Linked DNA regions of Homo sapiens: region 2 is linked to region 1. Evidence: chromatin loops called from intact Hi-C (ENCODE). Cell type or tissue: IMR-90. All regions are shown on one strand. Links, peaks and the distances in the headings refer to the core of each region. The heading gives the core; the rest is flanking DNA.

Evidence for each region. A loop is a pair of places that touch in the nucleus more often than their neighbours do. Peaks named below come from ENCODE experiments on the same cell type or tissue, not always from the same donor. Only the 100,000 strongest peaks of a DNase experiment are listed, where the experiment ranks them.
Region 2: a loop joins it to region 1, with 2.3 times the contacts of the local background. A loop is called at or near these places in 1 of 110 quality-filtered maps.

The regions. Positions count from the first base shown.
Region 1 is chr5:56,604,824-56,609,216 of GRCh38, forward strand. C5orf67 (chromosome 5 putative open reading frame 67) reads right to left here and starts at 1,433. Exons shown (of 6, transcript NR_161255.1): 1 at 1,199-1,433. In IMR-90, for the core only: no CTCF peak of the experiment used is centred there; no DNase peak of the experiment used is centred there; H3K27ac peaks cover 798 bases; H3K27me3 peaks cover 393 bases.
Region 2 is chr5:56,505,531-56,509,923 of GRCh38, forward strand. No RefSeq gene overlaps it. Among named protein-coding and RNA genes, the nearest start is that of LINC01948, 26 kb to the left of the region's middle. In IMR-90, for the core only: no CTCF peak of the experiment used is centred there; no DNase peak of the experiment used is centred there.

The DNA of each region.
Region 1 (4,393 bases), core at 293-4,292:
AGAACACAGCCACACAAACAGGCCCCTCCTAGTCAATCACTGAATCCAGCCTCTCCAGACTCAACAATCTGACTTAGGATCTCAGAATTCCAGGAAATACTAGGGATGGCTTGGCTGCCTCCTTGGTTATAGGTGAGGAAACAGGCGAATGGTGAAATGACTTAACCAAAGTTCCCAGAGCTGGCACATTTATAGCTGAGATCTCCCAATACTGTTGTCTTACTCCTGCACGCAAAAATTAGTGGATGTTTTGTTCTTTTTTTGTCTTTCAAAGGACTTGGTTTCATTGTTAAAAGAAACCTCACTGCAAGTTACCAAGCTGTCAAACCCTGAGGCGGGATGAGCCACTATTTTTCAAATCCGTGCACCAGTAGTGCTTCTGTGACATCACCCAACACAGAATATCTTAAAATCGATTTCAGGAATGGATCTCGTAACCAAAAAACAGCTTGTTCAGAAAGGGGCACCTATGCACGTAGCAGATGCCTTCTATCTGGTCTCCATCTTCTATCAGGTCTCCCTTTCTCTCTCTTTATTACTGCCCCCCACCTCTGGGAAACTGCCACACCCAGCCACTAAGACCAAGACTTTGCGCACTAAGACTGTGTCGACAGATAAGCAGAAAAGTACAGCACTAGTTTCATCTAGTGTTCTGCCCTGTGTTTCAGTTGAGAGAAATTTCACACATATACACAGACACAGACACACACACACATACTCTCTCTCTCTCTCTTCCTAAGAAATGAATATAGAGCAGCTAAAACCAGATAAGTTCTAGATCCCTGAGGCTTGAGACCCAAGCCTGAGACTGTTCTTAATTGGCCTCATTGACAGCAGATGCCCAGCTCCTCTGCCCCACTCTCTAGGATCCTGCACAGATGTGGCCAAATTCTTCCCCACCAAACCAGCTTTAGACTCTCCTGGGCCTGGCGATCCATGCCTTCTTCTTCACCCCTCTCCTGAAGATTCCTGTGACTATGGGTCTGGAAGCCCTTTCTGCCAAGACACCACTTTCCTCTTCTGGTCTCATTTGGTTTGTCTGACCCTTGGCTGGTTCTAATCCTTGGTGGATTCCTTCACATACTGCTCTAAGCTTGCCCTTTGACTGCATTACCTCGAGCCTTTCTACAAGGCACCAGCTCTATTTCCTGGCCAGAAGTAGAAATTCCCTCCCCCGCTGCGCAGAAGTCCCACTCACAGAATTCGGCTTCATTGCTTCTCTGCCTCTCCAGCTCCATTCCTCGAAGAGCAGAGATGACAAGATGTAGGTTCTGTGTATGCATCCATGTTCTCACTGATGGCTCAGCCAGCATCTCTAAAGTTTTTTTTAATGATTAAGGGCCTTTGGGTTCCCCTGTGGCACTTCCTTGGAGGTAAGGGCTCAGGTGAAGTTGTTCATTTGGCTGTTGATCCCAGGGGAGCACAGGGAATATGAAACAGGGAAGAGAGGAAAGCTAATAAAGAATGTGTTAAGAAGCTTTGGGCAATCAGGGCTTCCTCTAGCAGGAAACCCTTAGGAGACTGCAGAACATTCCTTGGAATGAGGGCAAGGACTTTGGATTATTTATCCAGCCAGGACTTTCCCTCTTTGGCCAAGGGTCATTCCTTGGGCAATAATTCCCTGGCACTTGCAGACTAACCTGTGTGCTTCCAAGCTCATTTCTTTTTTCTTTTTTCCTTTTGTCTTTTTTTTTTTTTGAGATGGAGTCTTGCACTGTTGCCCACGTTGGAGTGCAATGGTGCGATCTCGGCTCACTGCAACCTCTGCCTCCTGGGTTCAAGTGATTCTTCTGCCTCAGCCTCCTGAGTAGCTGGGATAACAGGTGCCCGCCACCACACCCAGCTAATTTGTTGTGTTTTTAGTAGAGATGGGGTTTCACTATATTGGCCAGGCTGGTCTTGAACTCCTGACCTTGTGATCCGCCTGCCTCGGCCTCCCAAAGTGCTGGGATTACAGGTGTGAGCCACCATACCCAGCCGCTTCCAAGCTCATTTCTATGGCTGAAGAATGCCCTCAGGCAGAGAGAAGCAGGAGGTTGTCTGTCTACACAGCATGTGACTACAGCCAAACTCTGGGGTGGCCAAGGGGACATGGGTTGGACACCAACAGCGTCTGCTACAAAAGTGGTTGTTGCCACCCCTCAGAATCCCCCTCTCTGTGTGATCTTCCAGATTCAATGTAATACGTACTGAATGCTGCCAAATATAATGTACCAGACTAGACTCAGGTAATCACAAAGATGTGTAAGACAGAGTTCTTCTCCACACAGAACTTTCAATTTGATGTAAGAGACAAACAGAAATAAAAGTCTTTATAGAAAAGTAAGTCTTTATAGAATAAAGAAGAATATGAGAAGGGCTGTATTAGAGCCATGAATCACTGGCTGTGAGAGCTGCGGGAAGATGAGATTAATTTTGACTAGAGGGAGAAGGCTATCAGGGCAGTTTTCCAAAGCTAAAATATTTTAAACATATGCTAAATCGACAGACATCCAATTCCCACCAAGAGCAAAAGAATAAACATTCTTTCGCAGGGCCCTAAAGCCAGAAAGCAGTGAAAGAATTAGAACCATTTTATCTCAATTCACAAAAGGAAATAAGTGACATCTTTCAGTATCACCCCATCTTCTAGATGCAACGTTTAAAACCAAGTCACAAGAGCAAGATGTTCTTCCTGCTCCACGTTCAACTATGCATTTGAAATCTGTTCTCATTTGTCGAAATGAGCAATTAATTAACAGTCTTTGTGAAGTTCTCAGACTCAACAAGTGTGCCCCTCTCCTGCTGCCTCTGCCACAGGCAGCCACTTTGCATGTCCCTGCTTTTGAAAGACAACTTAGGAATGAAGCTAAACGAGACATCAGCAGTTTTCCAAATCCAGGTGAAGAAAGTGAATGACTTCAGCATGAAAGACAGGGCTGGGGCGACAGGGGAGAGCAGGAGACGGATGAGTCAGCCCATGTTCGTGGAAAGCTGGGGTTTGTTGGAAGAATCTCAAGCTTTCATTTTGTGGTGTTTGGAAGCTTAATTCCCAGCTTCTAATTAAACATATAAACTGTAATCACAAAGGTATTTCACAAGTAGTTCCTTGGATGTGGCAGGGGTTCTAAGAACCAATTTGAGATGCAGGGAGGAGCGGGAAAGGCGTGGAGAGGAAGCAGGCCTGGGAGTGAGAGTGTACTGGGCTTCAGGAAGCTACCTGCTGAGGAGGTGCTGGGGACCCCACACCTGAGCTCCACACTGGAGGGATGCAGACAGAGAGGATGGGGATGGAGCCGTGCAGTGGGGCCTTTTTGTTCTTCTTGCCCAGGTCCTTCTCTCCTGCCTCTCTGGCTGCCCGGCTCCAAGTCAGAGACTTGAATATGCAGCTGGAAGTTTGGGTATTGGCAAGAAATAGCAACTGCACCCCACCTCACCATTCAAGTTCATATGTGGCCCTGCCCCTGCCACCCTCTCAGAAAGGAGATGCTAACGGGCAATGACAAGGAGGAAGTTATGGCACAATGGCAGACTTAAAGTGCCCAGTCATGCTATTACTGCACTCAGCTGAGAATTCTGCAGGGGCAGGGAGCGGGGGATGGAAACCCCTGGGCTTCTCTCGTTTTGTCCCCTGCAGAGTGACTCTGCAGCATTATAATATCTGCCCCAGCCAAAACACAACTGCTCTCCTGCCAGAAGGGAGATTTTTGCCAGATGCAAATCACATGCTGGCCAGAAGCACCAAGGCCCTGGGAAGAAGTGTGTGTTTTCTGGTGGGGAGAAGAATGTGGTATTCAGAAGTCCAACTCAAGGAGATATATAGATCTTGAGCCCTTCACCCAAGGTTGCTCTGTGACTCCACTGCCTAGCATGGTTTAACAACCATACAGCTTAACCATAATAGAGACAAGTTCTAGATCAGTGGCACTTGATCCCCCAAGCGGAAACGTTCCAGATCACTGGAGTTTGAGATCCCAGTCTAGCCTGTCTCCTTTTCTCTGCTCACAAGACATTTTATGGATAAGAGCAGGAATGAAACCATAATACGTATGATTTATTGAGGGTCTCAAATGTGCCTGCTGATGCAGAGTCATAATCTCCTCTCACAGCAACACTGAAAAGTAAGTCTTGTCATCCTCCAGTTTATAGTTGGGCTCAGTGGTCAAGATTGATTTGTTAAAGTTTCTATCACTTTGAATTCACCCCTAATCATACAGCTAATAGTACTGAAGCCATCTCTGAATTGAGCTGTGACTGACTGCAAAGGCTTTCTTGTTTCCAGGCCAACATACCATCTCTTCCTGACTTGGAGCACAACCCATTAAATATTCAGACATGTATGTGTGGAAAGCAGTGGCGAGGTTGGCTGTCAGCCAGACATGAATTTGGTTCCACACTCTGCCATGGGAATTTG
Region 2 (4,393 bases), core at 157-4,156, 99 kb before region 1:
GAGGTCAAGAAATTGAGACCATCCTGGCCAACATGGTGAAACCCTGTCTCTACTAAAAATACAAAAATTAGCTGGGTGTGGTGGCATGTGCCTATAGTCCCAGGTACTTGGGAGGCTGAGGCAGGAGAATTGCTTGAACCCAGGAGGCAGAGATTGCAGTGAACTGAGATCGCGCCACTGCACTTCAGCCTCCAGCCTGGCGACAGAGCAAGACTCTGTCTCAAAAAAAAAAAGGTATATGAAGAGATGAAATAATGTTGCCAATAGCTAGCATTAATTGTGTGCCTACCAAGTCCCATACATTGTTTAAGTTCTTTACACATATAAACCCATTTTTTCCTCATGACCACCCTATCAAGTAGGCACCAATAGAATTAACATTTTTCTGGTGGGGACAATGAGGCACAGGCGCCCAGCAAAGAAGTGGAAGAACTTGGATTTGAACTCAGGCCATCTGGCTCCAGAGCTGTGATCATTGTCATTCTGCTATACTGCTCTCTCTCACTCTAGGGGCAGTACTAGAGTTAATGGGGGGATATTGCAAAGAGTCAACTTGGGTCAAAAAAAGAAAATAACTTTTTTTTTTACAGTAGGATGGTTCCAATAATTGAATTGATAGTCACTTGTAATATTCATCTCCCTATCACTAGAGACACCAAGCAGAGTTGTAGAGCTATCTGTTAGGGTTGTGGTGCAATTAGTTTCTGAACTGGATAAAGAATGGAGTGAGTTGGGTTATAGCACTTCAACTTCCATTTGGCTCTAAAAGTCAAGGATTCCTTGACTTAAGCAAGGATTCCTTGACTTAAGCAGTGCGAGCAAAACTAGAAGGAACCACAAGTGACATCCTTCCTGATTCCTTTTTACCATATCCTTTACCCCCCAGCATTGTCGAGCAGAAAGAATGCCCAAAATTTGAATAAATCACACTGCATTTCAAAAATAGACACTCACTAGATGCCATATAAAACTCACACAGCCCCAGAATACAAACAGTAGTTGTGAAAAACTAAACTGAATTCTATCAAACCATTGTTCCTTCATTAGTCTGAGCAGTCTTACTCCTCTTCTTATCACACTTTTCTGGGAAAGGGGACAAGTTACAGCAACAATAAAAGTTAGGTAAGTTTGTTAGTTGTCAATGAAGTTGACAATGTCTTCAAATATTAACTCTCTCTTTATCGTGCCTCAAGAATGGCATGCTTTGCAAGGCAAGCATCCTTCTCTGGAATGTGACCTTGGCCCTTCCAAGGAGCAGCAAAGAAAAATGCCATCCCTATGAGGTTACCATTTACTGATGGGAAAGAAAATTAATGGCGGTTGCCAAATCATTGCAGATGAAACTCACATATGTCAAATACTGAGGAATCTTCTAATACATTATGTGTCATTCCTTCCAAGATTTTTATCCAAACAGCTCTTCTACACTTCTGAAAGTCTGTAGTGTTACACTGTGAGCCAAGTGTGAATGGCCTGTGTCACTTGTACACAGCTCCTGTGACCTCCTGTTTCAAGACAGAGTTTGACCCTTTCCTTGGACCAGCTCCAACCCAGACTGTAGCCTTACTTCCTAAATTTTTTTTTTTTTAGACGGAGTCTCACTCTGTCGCCCAGGCTGGAGTGCAATGGCGTGATCTCGGCTCACGGCAACCTCCACCTCCCAGGTTCAAGCAATTCTCCTGCCTCAGCCTCCTGAGTAGCTGGGATTACAGGCACACACCACCATGCCTGGTTAATTTTTTTTTTTTTGTACTTTTAGTAGAGACTGGGTTTCACCATGTTGGTCAGGCTGGTCTCGAACTCCTGACCTCGTGATCCACCTCCCTCAGCCTCCCAAAGTACTGGGATTACAGGCTTGAGCCAGCATGCCTGGCCCTTACTTCCTAAAACTTAAAGAACAAAACTCACAGAGGAGTCCCTTCTGATTGACTGGTATACTTCAGAGGACCCACCCCTAGGATCAGCTTGAGTCCAAACTCCACTACTGAACCAACACATGGCACCTTGGGTGAGTCACTTAAGGCCTCCACTTTCTGTCACTTATTTTCTGATACCTGGAATAGAGATAGTGACCTTTGGTCTTGACTAAATCACAAACAAAAAAAGTGAAGATAAAAGAAAACTCAGTAATATATAAAGACTGGTTAGAAACACAGGCGTAACAGAGACACAAGGGCAGTAGAGTACCCTTTCAGTGATTCACTTACAGAGGTAGTTCTGGAGAGTCCACAGGGGGTGTAGTTATAACCAGCAGGTGCTAGTGTTTATACAGGACGGATCAAAATCTGTCCTCAGGATTTAAATATACTAGACTATTGAAACTGGATACCTAATTCCAGGTTTGAGTAATTATGAAAAAGTAGATGTATAGTTGCAGTGGGGGAAAAAGGTTTATGTTTCCATTTAATAGTTTTCCAAATGTATGTTCTGAGAAAGACTTAACAAATGGGTTTATAAGGATCAAGCAGTCTGCTACTAGACCAATGTAAACCTAAACAACTAAATAGAAAAAAAATGTTGTTTTGAAAGTTGGGTTTTAGATTTTAAGGAGATTTGGAGGGAATAATAGGAAAGATTGTTAGATAAACTTGTTTACTGCTTAAGAAAAAATAGTCATAAGTTAATACATGATGATAGAAATAAAGGAAGAAGAATGACAGCTAACATTTCTGAATACTTACATTCTATGTATTTACATCCTGGCTACTTACATTCTTTCCCTATTCTAAGCACTTTTCACGTATTAACTCATGTCCTCATAGCAACCTTCTAATCTAAGTATTATAACATTATTATCCTCATTTTACAGATAAGTAAACTGAGGTAGTAATCATCCTCTTCTCACTCTTCTCAGCAATCAAACTTCATACTTAAGACCAGCCTGTGAGGTGTGCATTACACATCCTCTATGTGGTTGGTTAATGAAACTGAGATTCAGCCATGTTCAGGTCATACAGTTGGCAACATCAGAATGTGACCCTGATCTCCTAACTTGAAGAACTTTCTCTCCTGAATTGGGATGCCATCCAGTTAAGCCATAATAATGTGCTAGAAGTCCTTGTCTAAAGACTTTCTGAAATTAGATGTCCTCTAATGCATCGTTTAGTGTCTTGGTCCCACACTTGTCTTAGCAGGTCAGCTACATCTGGAAGTGTGTTCAGTCCTGGGTCCTGCTCCAAGCAGGATTTCAGGGCAAGGGCATGGCGCTGGGCGAAAGGTCACTTCCCTTTTGAGATTCTCTGACACTCTGCCCTTTCTTTTTAAGTATCCGGGCACCACTGGGCCTTGAATTGTCCAGGCTACTATCCAGTTATTTCTTAAGGATAACTTTGGCCATCCAAAATAAATCCCAAAAAAGTGACCAGTTAAAATAGTATATTGACAAATTACTACCATGGGTAATATGCATTTTTCTTTTTTTTTTTTTTTCCTCACATATTTTGCTAACTGAGAAAAGGTTGGCACCCCTTGTCTGGTTCTCTGGTCCAATCTATTTGTGTTTCCAAGTTTTGTACTATTAGACTAATAAAAAAATAATGCTCAGAGACTTGTCAGACTTCTTCCTGTATTGAAGCTGACCACTGCACACCCCTGAGACAGTCCCTATGACCGGGTGTTCACCTTGAGGTCATACAGTGCATGGGAACAGTTACATAAAAGCCAAAAGAGGGGCTCAGCATGAGGTCAGGAAGCAGCCACAGGCAGCAATGATCAGCTCTTGCAGTTGTATTCCTGCAGCTCACATGCTCTGCATTTGGGCTGACTTACTCAAAGTTCACCCAAGTAAGCCATTGGATTGATCATGAAATCAGGATTAATTCCCCTGCATGGGGCCTCTGGCCTCTTTCCATCAACATTTTTAGAAGGGTAAAATTTTATGTGTTTTTTAAACTAATTTTTTCTAGTCTTTTCCTTTCATTCATCTGTACTATTGCTTGATTGTAACCATAGTGCATATACAATGGTTTAATCCTGCTTTTTATTTACTTAGTGGCTTATCATGGGCTTTTTTGTTATAGTTGTTTTCTACATAGCCTTCATAGTGACTGTTATTATTTGGCTCATGAGGCAGCCATTTCTACTCCCCTGCTCCCTTGCTTGTCTTCCATTATAGATTAAAACAAAAACCCCAGTGTTTCTAAACACCCTGGTGCCAGGAGTACTCATGTACTAAAAGGCCAAGGAAACATGAAGAGACGTCTACTGAGATACTTTAGAGAAGGATTTTATTTTCCAGATAAAAGGGACAGACATAAAAGAAGGAGAGGTGCTGAAATCACTCTTCTTTTCTTTTCTTTTCTTTGTGCCTTGAATTGGGTCATCATGCCTGGAGTTTCAGCAGCCATATTGCAGTCATGAGGAGATAGGTGTGCAGACCAAACGCCAAGATGCT